Regions from separate parts of the Homo sapiens genome. Here region 1 is linked to region 2. The links are chromatin loops, found by intact Hi-C in ENCODE. Cell type or tissue: IMR-90. All regions are shown on one strand.

Region 1 (8,000 bases), 71 kb after region 2:
TTTTGAAATACTGCTAATGTTGACCCAATCTCGGGTTACATAAAAAAATAATAATAATAATAAAGTAAACTTGCATGCTTTTCAGCTGAGCTCTTCCTTCTCTATGAAGAATTAACATGACAACTCACATCTGCTCTTGGGATCGGCTGTTGATGGTCCTCTGTGTAATTCGCAAAGACACTCCAACAGGATGAGCAAAGTCACAGCTGCTAAAGTGGGGACTGGTCAGAGCCAATTAGGTCGTCCACTCACCCTGCTTCAGGACAGGATTGTTTACTTTCAGAAGTTGGTCCAAACTCAAGAGTCATGATAGACGCAAGTTGTTCCTGACAAGCAGAGCCTCCCTCCCCGGCGCACAGGGCCTCTTCCTCGTCCACAGTGTGAGCCGGCTGAGGTGGTGGTGTCACGGGGTTGGAGGGTCACCAGCAGCATTGGCATATGTGTGGGCCTGAGCACAGATCATGCTGGAACACGCACAGGGAGCCTTTGCTCAGAAACCAGTTAGCAGCGCAACTCAACACATTTGACAAAGGTCTGCTTCTCTCTCTGCCCCGGCCCTGAATTGCCAACTAAGGCCTTTGCCAGGAGGGCATATCCCCAGCGCCACTGTTTCCCCAGCAACGGGGATGGCTGCATTCATGTATTCCCCCTCAAGGGATCACTGTAGTTTCCCCAGCAATGGGGATGGCTGCATTCATGTTTTTCCCCCTCAAGGGATCACTGTAGTTTCCCCAGCAATGGGGATGGCTGCATTCATGTTTTTCCCCCTCAAGGATCACTGTAGCAATTATGTGTCATGCATTTGCAGAAGCACTGAGAATAAGCAAGTAAAAAGGAAGTTCCTGAAGTGAACTAAACTAGAGCATGCCAAGCGCTATAATTAGATCTGTTCTGGAGGCCGTGGTGCAGAGGAGGGCAGCAGCCCTAATTCGGACAGATGCTGCTCATGGAAGCCCGAGCAAGTCGGTCATGGCTCCCTAGACAGGACATCGCTTATGGCAAATCTCGCTCCTCCATTCCCTCATCCGATGGCTTAGAATGCCAGCAGTTCCTCCCGTTCCTCATCCCCTCGGTACTCCTACCCCCACCAAAGCACGCACCTGCTTCTCAGAGTCCTTGAGGAGGGCCACCTGTCCCAGCAACAAAGGGTCCATGTTCCACAGGAAGCTGAAGCCTAAACCAGGATGAGTGTTGATCCCAGCAGAGATGACGATGCTTCTACCCAAAGGTCAGTTATCATCACATGTATAAACCCACAACAGAAGCAGGTAAGGCAGTAAATATGGACTAAATGCAGTTAATTCACTAATTCTTTCATATAATTGTGTGGTTCTCATCCCTCTTTTCCCAGTCCAACAAGCAGTATTTTTTTCTCACTCTAAGGCTTCCAAAGATATCAACTAAGCTAATTACAAAACGATTTTTAAAAATAGGTATACATCTTTAATAAAGTACATATATTCCTGAAATGCTTCTCTTGAAATAAATGTCTATAGGTGAAATGGGAGTCTCCTGATCCCCCTCAAATAACGTGTAATGGGGGTGTGGCTCACCTGTTCCATCGCCGCCACCATCCAAACCCCTGACCGGAGTGGGAGCATGCAGACAGGCAGGTGCAAGCAGGGACAATTGCTTTGGGCTCCAGCCCTGCAGTAGTGTCTAGGGGTGGGTGCCTGCAGTCCCAGTGTTACCATGTTCTTTTAGCTTTGCCATCCACAGATGGCTTAAGTGTTAACCAGCTCAGTGGACCCTCTGCCTTTTGCAAGGGCCAAGGGCCAGTGTGACAGCTTTCTGTATCCTGAGCTCTTGCGCAGCATCCTGGAAGAATCGGGTCACACACAGATTTGAAGGATGAATGCAGGGTTTTGCTGAGTGGTGGACGTGGCTCTCGGTGGGATGGATGGGGAGCTGGAAGGGAGGATGGAGTGGGAAGGCGATCTTCCCCTGGAGTCTGGCTGTCCAGCAGCCGAAGTCCTCTCCAACCACACCCAGCCGAACTCCTCTCATCATTCAGACACTCCTCCTCTTCTCTCTTTCTCTGCTGCCTTGTTCTGCTGTCTATCTGCTTGTCTCCTCACCTGCTCATCTGCTTCTGGAGCCTGGGGTTCAGGGTTTATATGGGTACAGAATTGGGGGGAGGTGTGGTGGGCCAAAGGCAACTTTTTCGGCTCAAAAACAGAAAAGCCTTTTCCCACTTAGGGCCATGGGTCTCCAGGCTTGAGGGTGGGGCCTTTGCTGGGGGAACTGCCTTCTTCTACGCCATATTTTCTTGTCTCCTGTCTATAACAGGTGAAGCAGCTTCTCTGTTGAATTACATTTTAGTTTAGGAAAATACTTTTGCAACTATTTCTGCTGTGAACTGTGGAGAGAAAAGAGAAGCTATCAAGCATAAATAGTTTTCTTCTTCTTAGTGGAGCTCAGAAATGTATGGGGAAAGAGTTGTTTACATTTTCATAAGAATTTCCTTTATTCAAATTTTAAGAACACACAGTGAATTTATTTTTTTATTATATTGATATTGTTGTATAATGAAAACTAATTTCACAACCTTTTACAATAGTTTACATTGTTTACATTTTATTTAATTCACATTTTGAAAAAGTAGAATCCAGTTAGCTGATATGAGCAAACACACTTCAGTTGGCAGATGTCTCCTTCACAATGAAATAAACCTTCAAGAGAGGACAGGAGGTACAGAAGACGCCCAGGGGTACCCTACAGTGAGGGCTGCCAGGAGAAAATATCCCTATTTTCCAAGATGCTTTGATTCTTTTAATACAGGTGACTTCGATTTTGTCTTAATTTCTTCTTACCTCTTTGGGATTAAAACACCTTAAGCAGAGTAAATGACAGAGCTGCACACATCTGCTGTTCCTGATTTATCTCAGTGCAGTGGGTACCTCCACATGGTTGAGATGCAGAATTCTTTACCAAGAGGTCATGCTGTCAAAGACAACATATGTTGTGCAGCTCTGCAAATAATTCTTCCAGCATTTGCTATTCACCAGGCAGAGGAGGCCAGTGATCTAGAAAGCATTTCCTACTAACTTCCTCAGCCTCATCCCTGCTCACCCATGCCCATAAGCCCAGCCTTCCCTTCTCTATGGGTCCAGGTATTCAGGAAGGAACAGAAAGTTGGCTTCCGGAATTGCTTTTTATTAAAATATCAGTTTAGAGTTATTTTCTTTGTTTTAAATAGAAAATACGAAAGACAAATCTTGTGATTGCCTGTCAAGAGAGCTTATCCAAGGCACAAGCTGACCATAGGGCAGTATTTAAACTTCTGCATCTCACTCAGCCGCCTTCTGCCCCTTTGCAAAGCAGCTCGAATGCAGGCGTGCGCTTGCTGTCTCTGCCTGGGCTGCTCCTGTGGGGCTGGGTGCACCCGCTCCAGCAGTTCAGGTCTTCACTGGATAGGAGTCTCTATCCACAGTAACATGCCCTTCTCTGTGACTCTCTAGTTTTCTGTCTTTTCACCCATAGCCTCTGATATATAATATATTACTATGCATCTTTCCGCTTGAAAGTAAACTCAATAATAACAAGGAACTTGACTGTTTTGTTCACTGCTGTATCTCCATTCTCTGGAATAAACATACATTAATTTAAAACATAAATTAATAAATGATTTATTAATAGGTTAATGAATACACTGTAATACACATGGAATACACATGGCTGAGACTCTGCAGCCATAGACTCGTGATGATGTTGTGCTGAATAAGCTCTTCTGGACACTCTTGCTAAGCCCATAACTAAATAGTCAGCAACTAAAAAACTTATCCCATTTTAAGTGATATGTAAAATCACAGAACATAAAAAAGAAATGAATCTTAAGCTACCTCCATCGGAGTCAGGGTCACAAATTCCTATTTTATGGGGATTATGGTCTCTGAAATATTTCAGAATTACAGAAACAATCAAAAAATGCCTTCCAGACATGAATCTGAATGGTAGATTCTCCATCAACACAGACATTCTGTTTTGGTATCAGTGACTCCCAGGCTGGATCAGCAACCATCTCCCACATGCCTGGAATAACTGCTGGCTGCGTCCGTCACAGGCTGGTGGTGGTTATTTGGAGAGATGTTTACATGTCTCAAACCTCCACACAGGCAAGAGATAAATTCTCCGAAGAATTAAAACATACATTCTGAATTGGACTCAAGAGAAAAATCCTGTGGATTCTTAACCCCAGGCAAAATGCAGACCATATAATGAATACAATGTGTTTTCGGGGGGCGGGGAGGGGCGGGGAGAAACATCACCACCACCAGCAATGCACTTTTTCAAGGTCTTTGGCAGAAACTGATATATAAACAGATTTTTTAAAGCAACTAACCTCAGAATTGTTTATTTCATTCTCTTTAAAAAGAAAGGATCATCTATTTTATCAAAGCACAGTGGAACAATTTCCTTCTTTCAGAAATGAAATAACAAAGATGCATTATTCCCTGCGGTGGGAGCAAGTGTCTTTCCTCATTTCCCCATCAGCCGCCATCTGCACACGTGGCTCCAGCAACGGCCTGTGCTTCATGGCTGGGAGTCAGCACAGCACATGGTAAAATTCATCACAAGTTTCTCTTTGGATGCAATCCAGAAAGAAAAGGATTTCAGATTTAGAGAAAAGGAATGGGTGGTCAAGGGATTCTAAAATTCAGTCTTCAAAACAAGCTGGAGCCTTGCGTGCCTTCACCGTCCACAGAAACACAACAGTTATTAAATGCAGCATCCGTGTGTTCCTTTCCACGCCAACTGCATATGGCAGCAGGTTCTGCCTTGTGTCTGTGGCTGCTCTGGAGGCGGTGTCTCAGTGGTCAGAGACGCCTATGCTTTACCCACAAACAGACTCCCTGATGTGGTTTGGCTGTGTCCCCATTCAAATCTCAACTTGAATTGTATCTCCCAGAATTCCCACATGTTTTGGGAGAGACCAAGGCAGAGGTAATTGAATCATGGGGCTGGTCTTTCCTGTGCTGTTCTCATGATATAAGTAAGTCTCACGATATCTGATGGGTTTATCAGGGGTTTCTGCTTTTGCTTCTGCATCATTTTCTCTTGCTGCCACCATGTAAGAAGTGCCTTTCACCTCCCATCGTGATTCAGAGGCCTCCCCAGCTGTGTGGAGCTGTAAGTCCAATTAAACCTCTTTTTCTTCCCAGTCTCAAGTATGTCTTTATCAGCTGCAGGAAAGTGAACTAACACCCCTCCCCCTTCTTGGTGTCCACACACACTCAGGGCTCATGCTCTGGATTCTCTGCATTCTCAAGTTTGAAGCTCTGTTCCTACCCCTTGTCCTTTCCCCTCTCCATAGCCTCCAGAAAGTCCATGGCAAAGCCTGACACTTTCTATCATTTCTCTCAAAACCAGCCCAGTCTTTCCAAGCTCATTTCATCCCCCACCCAGCTCAGGTAATGAGGCCCACCAAGGTAGAGGCTGAGAGCCAGAGGGATGTGGAAACCGAAAGTAAAATTCTAAGCCTCAACCATCCAAATGGACCCCTCCTCTCGGCCAAGGCCATTGGGAAGATAACTTGAAAAACTAGTTCAGGCCATGATGGGAAGAGAGAGTCAGATGTGCCTTATCATACCCTCCTCTCTTTTGGAATTACTGATAGAACAAACTCTTTAAGTCTCATAAGAAACATTTACAGTCTATTCTCTCTGAAGCCTGCTACCTGGAAGCTTCAACTTCTTGATAAAACCTTGGTTTCCACAACCCCTTATCTTAACCCAGACATTCTTTTATATTAATTCCAGGTTTAGACAATAACTCTTTCGACCAATTGCCAATCAGAAAACCTTTGAATCGCCTATAACCTGGAAGCCCGTGCTTCCAGTTATCCTGCCTTTCCCAACCAAACCAATGTACATTTCACATGTATTGATGCCTTATGCCTCCCTAAAAATGTATAAAACCAACTTGTGGCCTGACCACTTAGGACGCAACGGAGTATCTGAAGCTGTGATGTCGACAAATGCACATACAGACAAGCAGTCAAAGAGGCGGATGGTCCAAGAGTCAATACATGTAAGACACCATCCTTCCCAAGCTAACCTTGCATAGTATTTGCAGTTTAGAAGGTATTAATATTAGAGCAGTTCCTAACTGAAGGCCCACAGAAGATGAAGTCAGAATGGAAGACTGAGGCAAAGGAGGGTGGGCCATTGCAGGAACTTCGCACTAGACAACATAAAGGATTCTCCTGCTGACTCATCTAACAAATGTTCACTGAGTACGTACTAAAAACTGAGTACCTGCTCACTCTGATGATAGTTTCTTTTGCTGTTACAGAATGGGAGAAAATCTTTGCAATCTACCCATCTGACAAAAGGCTAATATCCAGAATCTACAAAGAACTTAAACAAATTTGCATGAAAAAAACAACCCCATCAAAAAGTGGGCAAAGGATATGAACAGACACTTCTCAAAAGAATACATTTATGCAACCAAAAGGCATATGAAAAAATGCTCATCATCACTGGTCATCAGAGAAATGCAAATCAAAACCACAATGAGATACCATCTCAAGCGATCATTAAATGATCATTAAAAAGTCAGGATTTTAATGGCGATCATTAAAAAGTCAGGAAACAATACATGCTGGAGAGGATATGGAGAAATAGGAACACTTTTATGCTGTTGGTGGGAGTGTAAACTAGTTCAACCATTATGGAAGACAGTGTGGTGATTCCTCAAGGATCTGGAACTAGAAAAACCATTTGACCCAGTGATCCCTTTACTGGGTATATACCCAAAGGATTATAAAACATACTACTATAAAGACACATGCACACGTATGTTTATTGCACTATTCACAATAGCAAAGACTTGGAACCAACCCAAATGTCCATCAATGATAGACTGGATTAAGAAAATGTGGCACATATACACCATGGAATACCATGCAGCCATAAAAAAGGATGAGTTCATGTCCTTTACAGGGACATGGATGAAGCTGGAAACCATCATTCTGAGCAGACTTCTGAGGCTGTGTCATGTGTGTGTCTGTAACCTTGGCAAAATAAATTTTCTAAATTGACTGAGATCTGTCTCAAATATTTTGTGTTCGCAAGACAATGAGAAATAAGTCTCTGTTGTTTATAAGCCACCCAATCTATTGCCCTTTAACGGCTGAATGAACTGGGACACTGGGTTTGCTTATTAGGTCAATTTTGTCAATCTAGTTTTTCATCTCTTCTATGTTATCACTGATGTTTAGTTGGTCTGTTTTACCTTTCTGTTACTAAAGTATATTGGATTATTCCAACATGGTTGTGGGCTTATCTATTTCTCCTTCGGTTTTTTCCCATTTTTGTTTTATATATCTTGAGGTTATTTTTTAGGTGCACTAATATTTTATTAGATTAAAATCTAAATTTTATTTAGATTAAGAATTGGTATATCTTCTGTGTATGGCTCTTTGTTTTCATTACAAAAACTTCCTTACTTACTAATGCTAGAAATTTTCTGCCTTTGATGATACATTTCCCTGCTTTTTCTGTGTCCTTTTACATAAAGTATGTCTCCTGTAAAGAGCGTGTAGTTACATTTTGTTATTTTAATCCAATTCAGCAATATTATTGGTTAACTGGCACACTAAGTTCATCCATATTTTCATACCATTACAATATATTTGGATGTGAGTCTACTCTTTTATATTTCATTTTTAATGTGTGAAATCTGGTCTTAATTCATTTTTCTTATTTCTTTAATTATTTTTGCATTAATCAAGTGTTTCTATTCTAATTATGTTTTCACTCTTCTCTTAATGGCATTTTAAAGATTAACACACCCATTCCTGATTTATTTCTCGCTGATGTTATTACTGCTCCCACTTCCAAATGATGAAGGACCTTAGAACACTAGCATGATCAGTCCTCTTTGCTCTTTGTGCTTTTTGGAAGTCAGCTGTGCTAACCACCTACCACAAACACCTCTTGTTTCTGCTGTTTGAAATGTGTTTCCATTGCATTTGATCTTTTTGTTTTATTTTATTA
Region 2 (8,000 bases):
GAACTTGGCCTGGCTCTCCTTGCTCCTCAGCCTGCAGACCGCCTATTGTGGGACCCTGTGATTGGGTGAGTTAATACTTAATAAACTCCTCTTTTACATATACATCTATTGCATTAGCTCTGTACCTCTAGAGAACCCTGACTGATACACTTACCATGCCCGCACACACACAGCAACTGTGTGAAATGATGTCCGCATTAATTGGCTTGACTGTAGTCCTTGCTTCCCTATGAGTGTGCATGACCAGATCACTGGATCCAAACAGCGTGTCACACACCTTAAATACATGCAATACAGTAAATTAAAACTATGACGTTCCCATGTGTTCTTAGCATGATGAAAAAGAAATGCCAGATTCACAGTGTGTTTTCTGGGGAGAGCAAAGAGGGGAAATTTATGTGCCAAACTGGAGTCCCTTAAAAGAAAATGAATTTCAGATATTTCAGCCTGCTCTCACCAGGAGGGGTTCTCTGCTAATAATTGTGAAGGAACGCGATAGTCAGAGGCACAGAGGGCCTGAGTGCAGCTTTAATAACTTTGGACAGGACCTGGGTCCTGAGCGTGAGTCACGCTGAGGTCGCTGTGAACGGCTGAGCCCTGGGCTGTGAGTCAGCCCCTCGAGGCGCATGATACAGCTTCAGGCTCCACCAACAGTAGGTGCTTAGAGACTCATGGGCTGCTGGGTTATGACCGAATGAATCAGCCTGAGGGAGAAGATGGTTTTACGACAGAAAGTGGGACTGTGGTGCCAATTTTCTGTTTGAGTTTTGTGTGTCTACACAGTTTGACAAAAATGGCATTTTATTTAAGCATTGTGCACATTTCTTAGAGAATCCGAGGTGACCTATCTTGAGAAAAGGAATTCAAGCTGGACCGACCACAGACCTCGTGCTAAGCATTGGAATCATTGCCCTGCCAGATAGCATTTCAACATCTATTTCCATCCTTCTTCACAATATTACTTTTAACTGATGTCAAAATAAACAAGCCTAGGAATATCCAAGCAATTTGTTCTCAGAGCGCCTGGTGTCCAGTTCAGTGCCTGGACTGAGTCAATAGCACTGTGAGTGATAACATTCTTTATACTGTTAACCAAAAAAAAAGATAGGTTCCATGATTTTTTGTGCCCCACGTATTAATACATGGTTGTAGCAATTATTTTCATGCACAAGGACTGTGCACCTACCTGTGTTTTTGATTCTGCATTAAGGAACCATTCATATCAAATGTTATAAACCAGGGAGCTGGGTTTATAGTTAACATACACACATGCACACAAAATAACTGTCAACATTTAAGCAAGTTGCTTACAGATTAAAACTATGTTGACAATAATCGCAAATAGAGTACTATTGACACCTCAGAAGGACTTCTGTTGCCCTCCTCACCCTCCCTCCCTTCCTTCCAGAAGGTGACCCCTAATCTGAGGGCCAACGCTGCAAAGCGGCTCTGTCTGTTTCAAAGCTGAGCACACGTGGTGTCACGTGACACATGGTCTTTTGCGTCTGACCCCTTCTAGTCTGCATGATGTTTGTGGCATTCATCCATGTCCTATGCAGTAGAGAAGATGCCATTCCTGTAAAGTAACTCATTGTAAAAAGAGACACCGTTACTTATTGATACATGCTACTGCTGATAGACATTTGATGTGTTCTCAGTTTGAGGTCATAATGAATAAGACTTCTGTGAACATACTTGATATGGCTTGGCTCTGTGTCCCCACCCAAATCTCATCTCAAATTGTGATCCCCATGTATCGAGGGTGGGACCTGGTAGGAGGTGATTGGATCGTGGGTGCGGTTTCCCCCAGGCTGTTGTGATAGTGAGGAAGTCTCATGAGAGCTGATGGTTTAAAGGTGGCGCTCCTCACTTGGTTCTTGGTTCTCTCTCTCTCCTGCTGCCTTGTGACGAAGGTATTTGCTTCTCCTTCACCTTCCTCCATGATTGTAAGTTTCCTGAGGCCTCCCCAGCCATGCTGAACTGTGAGTCAATTAAACCTCTTTCCTCTATAAATGACCCAGTTTCAGGCAGTTCCTTACAGCAGTGTGAAAATGGATGAATACAACACCGTGTGCTTCCTTGGTGCTCATATGCACGTTTATGATGTCTGATGTCGCGGCAATGAATATGTCTTCACAGGACGCCAGCTGCAACCATCTGCAATCCACTGCTGCCTTAGTGTGAAGGCTGCACTGCCTGGGAGCTGTTCCTCAGCAACATTCACGTGGATAGGAAGGCTTAGCGGAGCCCGTCCTTGGGGAGGCGCTGGGCTTCTCTGACCGCTGGCTTTGGCCTTGGGGCTCTGCAGCAGCAGTGGCAGTCTCTCAGTCTACAAAGAGGTCCAAGATGCATCCTCCCAGCCTCCTTTCTCTCTGTCCTCCTCTGGGGTAGAACTCGAGTCCCAGCCTGGCCACTCTCCCACATTGTTTCCCTTGCACAGGCATTCCTCCTTGTAAAATCCTCACCCAGTTAATGTCAGTGTGGCCTCTGCTCCCCGGAGCCCCGGACCACCCAGGGTCCTGCCCAGATCCTCTTAGATTCCATGCACAGCGTGCGTCTGTGGGTTTGCTGCTTGGGGTCCACACCACAGACCTCATGAGAGTATCCAGAGGCTGTGGAACAGGGTGTCCCATCGGGAGGGAGGAGTGCTTAGGAATCCAAAGCCCCAGATGAGTCTGTGGCCTGGGAGTGACCGGGCAAAAGCCCCTTGCACTCGCCTCAAGGCAGGACATATCCCGAGACGCAGTTTCTACTTCAGTGCCCTTTGACAGATCCGGCTGAGGCTGGGACTTCACCTGAAATCCAAGGTTTGAAGAGAATGGCAGGAGTTTGAAGTTGTTCCTGAGAATTAGGGAGCGAATTTTGACCAGGGAATCACAGCTAGGGAGAGGCCAGAGCTAAGGACCCACTTGGCGCTGTAACTGGGGGCATCCCGAGAGCCGCACTCACCCGAATTGAACCAAACGCATCAGGACCACAGTGTGTCTACATTTCAAAAGTACCTTATTCTTATTGACACAGCAGATTTGTACACAAGAATAAACAATATGAACCAACACTTTATGGTTTTTATTTAAAAGTGTGCCTTTGAGAAGTGATGAAAAAGCAGAATTTTCTGGAGAAAAACTTGGGAATCAGATGATGAAATCACTTTCCAAAATATGACTTTACATTAGAATGTCTGCTAGAGAAGCCTGGAATCTGGATAAGACCAACAACAGGAGGCTGCAGCTCCTACACCAGCCCCACCCTGATGTTCTGGGTGGCCTGGAGCAAGGAATGGGATTCCTGGGTTTCCTGACTCCACATCCTGAGAGGCTGCACCAGCCCCAGAGCAGCCCAGTTGAACGGACGGAGCAGCAGGGCTGGGGTCAAGTGGAATGCTCCCAACCCCTGCTAGGAATGCTGACCATCACCATGGGTCTTCATAAATACCCTGTGGCTATAGAAGTATTTGGGAATTCACCAAGATATCCCAGCTGCCTCTCCTACAGAATTCTTCATCTTGACCCTAGATAATTACTGCATTGCAAATTCAGAAAACTATGTGACCAGCTTCATGCCAGAGAGCCACTCGGGGCTGTGAAAGAGTTTAGCCATGACACACAGTGCATTGCAGGAGAACGGCCTTCTCTGTGTAATGAGACCCCTACGGCTGCAAACCTCGGTGCTTTCATTACAGTTCCATCTTAGCAAAATTATTTCACTCCTTGAAGCCTCAGTTCCCATATGTGTAAAATGGGGAAATAGCTCAACCTCCCAGGAGCACAGGCAGGTATTCCAAAGACATGGACAATTACTAGTGTAAACTGGGATCCATTTCTTGAAAGTAAGCATTTTGATAAGAGAGAAAAATAAAGTATATTTTTAAAGGCCAAAATAGTTTGTTTTGTTTTGTTTTGTTTCTTTGAGATGGAGTCTCACTCTGTCACCCAGGCTGGATGGAGTGCAGTGGCACGATCTCGGCTCACTGCAACCTCCACCTCCCGGGTTCAAGCAATTCTCCTGTCTCAACCTCTCGAGTAGCTGGGACTACAGGTGCACACCACCACCCCCAGCTAATTTTCATATTTTCAGTAGAGACAAGGTTTCACCTTATTGGTCAGGCTGGTATCGAACTCCTGACCTTAGGTGATCCCCCCCGCCTCTGCCTCCCAAGGTGCTGGGATTACAGGTGTGAGCCACTGTGCCCGGCCAAGATTTTTAAAAGTCTATGTGATGATATTGGCAGATCACATAACATACCATTAAGTATAGTTTGCTGAAAAAAAAAAATGCTTTGGAATCTGATACACGTTAGTTGCAATTCCTGTCTGTCACTCATGGACATATACATCTTCATCAAATAAATGTTTATTGCTTTCCTACCAAGCTTTTGCCCCAAATTCTTAATACATACAATTGAATTCCTTTCCTAAAATGGATATCATGATTCCCACTCTGAGGACTAACTGTGATTAGAAATGAATGGCCCTGACCGGAGCGTCTTACAGAATGTTGGCCTCACAGGGACCCCCTGGCTTCTTTTTATCATATCCCTCTAGTCCCCTGGAACTGCTGTAAATAAGCCATGTGGATTTATCATTTCTGCTTGAGGGAAAGTTTGTCTTGGCATATTTGGAAAAAATAAACAAACTAAAGATATTGGGCAGCTTGAGAATAAGCCAGGGGCTGCCCTATGCTACAAGTCTTCAGAAATGAGTCGGGATGATACTTCAACCCCACTTGGATCAAAGACTTGGAAATGAGGAAAGGAAAATCATACCTAAGGTCACTTCCGAAGGTCAGAGGATATCTGAAGGCATGTGAGGATGTGAGGAAGGCTCTGGATTTACTGTTTCCGGCTAACGCTATTCAGAAGTGTTAATGAAATAGTCACTAAAGCTTCTCATGTGCTTCCCATGTGTTTACTTGTGTGTAAGGACCATACAGTTTGATAAGACAGTATTTGTGCACAAAGAAACAATCTAAGAACATACATTTAGCTGCTAAGATGTATGACATAAACTTTGTCTACTTTGACAGCCAGAAAAAAAATGGAAACTCAGTGAGGGCTGAGGCATTCTTGCACAGCGGGAATGAGCGTTGTTTTGGAGGAGCCATGGACACACTGCTTAGTTTTCGTTTTCAGCATGTGGCCAACAGCTCAGGCAAGGAGAAGAGAAGTTGCAGGCTCCCTTCTTGGCTGTGGCAGCTAACGCGGGAGGAGTTGCATTGGGTCGTGGACACGTGGCCTGCTTCTCTTCCACTGAAAAACTGCACAGATGCAGAGAAATTCTGCAAAGCTCATTCGGAAAACATTTCACAACAACGGAATGACACGACCAAGCTGCACACGATCTTTAGTTCTTAATACAAAGATCGGAAAGAAAATAAATCAGAAAGGATATTACATCACATTACATTTTCTGGTGAAGCAGTTTAGCCATGTCTCTTACTGAGGTCTGAACCACCACAGGACATGAACGCAGGGGAGCGACTGAGGAGCGTGGAGGTCAGTTCCTCTGGGGTGTGGAGGACGTGACGGCGTTTACTTGAGGTAAACCTCGCAAGGGGGAGAAGTTTGCTCAAAAAGTCTTTAAATAACAAATGAGGGAGATTCTATTTTATTCCATAAGCAATGGATAGGCAGCCAAGTTTTCTTGAGAAAAAATAGACACAATTTGAGCAATTCTAGCATATGGTTAGAAATTTATGTCTGGCACAAAATTACGTTTGCAAGTTTATAGCCCCTAGCATTAGTTTTTAAGCAACATTACAGCAACTAGCCTGGTAAAAACGAGAACACAGGTAATAAGCCCAAGGTCAGCTCAGGGTGAAGTGGGTCCATCTGCAAGAGACCTTTACCCTTCAATGGAGCAGAAAGTGGGAGGGAGCCGGGGCCTTGGGTGAATTCCCTGAACAGCTGCAATCACCCTGGACTGTTTGCTTCTGAACTTTCTATTCCCCGAAAACACATCTTTTTTGGTGAGGCTGCTGTAATTTGGTTTGGTTAGATGCTGCTGAAGTCATCATTATTGACACAATGTATGCAGTCAATACTTGTGAGAAGTCTGGCTGCAGAAGTAGGAGACAGAGCAACAACTGGAATGTGTCCAGAACCTCCCGGGAAGCACAGGTTATGTGGTCATATTCACTCACAGGCCTGAATCTGCACCAGAAGAAATGATAGGCACCTACTAAGGCCCAAGTCTCAGGGGAGGCCCAGCTGGGCCCGCTTGGACGGATGGAGTCCCGTGAGTCCCAACGTCTTTACAGAACTACACACCAAGCATCCCTGCCCATCAGGACCAGTGTCCTTTCATCATCCACGAGCTCCACAGGAAGCCTTCAGTTCACTGATGTCTATGAAGAACTGTGCTTTCCAGCAGGCTCTGAGGATTCCCAGCTGGGGCTCAGGACTATTGCAGCTCTCAGTTTGTGGTCCATGTGCACTTGGTCTGCATGCTTTCTGGGGAAGCCTGAGCCTCGGCACTCTGAGGAGCTGGTGAGGAATAGTGAGTTCTAGTATGCTTGTCTGAGAAGGACTGTGTCCTACTTGGAGTAGAGCTAGAAATGGATTCCCTATTTATAGTGCCTCAGCCCCTTCCTGCAGGACACCATCAATATGTCCCACGCAGGAGTAGCATTTGGAGAACGAAACACAGGTGACAGGAAAGGATGCACGAGCTGCAGCAGGAATGCAAAGACAGCACGGGGCTCTGGGAGACCCATCGAGGGGGCAGCACTCAGATTCTTTATTAAACGTTGAGTAGAAATTTCCCAAGAGAGGATGAGGAGGAGATTTCAGTGTGTCTGGCGTGCTTAGAATACAGTGAAGGTCAGGTTCATTGAACTGACCAGTTGCACCTGGGAGAGCGGGGATTGCTCAGGGAAGAAAGGGATTGAAGCAATTGAGTCGTGACCCACATACCACACCAGGCCGCTCCAGCTTGTTGCTGGACACGAAGACCCATCATAGAAGGAGTTTAAAAACAGTGCCAGACTTGAGGTGTATTTTAGGACGTTGGAGCAAAGACGGGCAGGGACAGTTGGGCCCATCATTGCTGACGGGACTGACTTCACCTCGATAATACGCACATTCACACTGTCATTCCCTGCACGGGCAGATTATGTTCTACGCTGCATCTGGCTCACAAATGCTGGCAAGGAAGAAGATGGTTTTTATACTTATTAATTTTAAAGCTGACCTGGATGTATGACCTTCAACTGTGTTTTTTTCTAACTTAAAAGGATACACATGTTACATTCATGTCATTTTAGAAATCATTCTTTCATTTACAACTACACCTATATTCAAATTAACAGCTGATTCCAATTTTAAAAATGTTCTCTTGAGGAACCTCTTCACCTTCCTTCCACCCCCCAAAAATCTATGAGTAAATTTGAACATCTTGATACATACAAAATTATACATTGTCTGGATTTTGGGAGAATATTTTAGGATATTGATTTTGTTGCGTTATTCGAGTTTAGACAATAGTTAACATAAGTATTCATATGTAGAGGTCTTTGTGCTTCATTAGAAATATATCCAACTAAACATAACAACAAAAAGCCTTGCGAAACTACATATCTCTTATACTTTTGTGCTGTTTTTCTGTGTGTAACTAAACGTGGGATACAGCAAAAATATTTTCACATTGTTTAAAATTAAGAGTATGTACAATTCCATTTCTTCCATTTAAAGACCCACTAAGTCACTCAGTGTATTTGGAACCCACACCATACGAGGGAAAGCACATCACTTTTAGTGGTTTCTAAAGGCGAATAGAAAAGTGATTCATACAACCAAAGCAAGAAGATTTTGAATGTAGAAGCAAAGAGAAGCAGAAGCAGAAGCAGATGTCTAAGCCAGGGGACACCCACCGCGCTGTGGCCCCAGGGCCCTGCTAGAAGGTGTTTCTCACCCAGAATGGCTCACGGCTGCCTTGGCATCTCCAGTGCTGAGGCTTTTCGTAGGTGACTGCCTCAGAAACAGAAAATGAATGTCTAGTCGT

What was found. Peaks named below come from ENCODE experiments on the same cell type or tissue, not always from the same donor. Only the 100,000 strongest peaks of a DNase experiment are listed, where the experiment ranks them.
Region 1: it touches region 2 in a loop (5-fold over the local background); 5 of 110 quality-filtered maps call a loop at or near these places.

What each region holds. Positions count from the first base shown.
Region 1 is chr6:169,141,577-169,149,576 of GRCh38, forward strand. No RefSeq gene overlaps it. Among named protein-coding and RNA genes, the nearest start is that of LINC01615, 17 kb to the right of the region's middle. In IMR-90, no CTCF peak of the experiment used is centred here; DNase peaks (open chromatin) are centred at 4,085 and 4,525; H3K27ac peaks cover 1,781 bases.
Region 2 is chr6:169,070,109-169,078,108 of GRCh38, forward strand. LOC124901469 (a long non-coding RNA gene) reads left to right here and starts at 5,312. Exons shown (of 2, transcript XR_007059888.1): 1 at 5,312-5,539. RefSeq lists an enhancer at 1-905. In IMR-90, a CTCF peak has its summit at 468; DNase peaks (open chromatin) are centred at 653, 3,413 and 5,293; H3K27ac peaks cover 5,401 bases.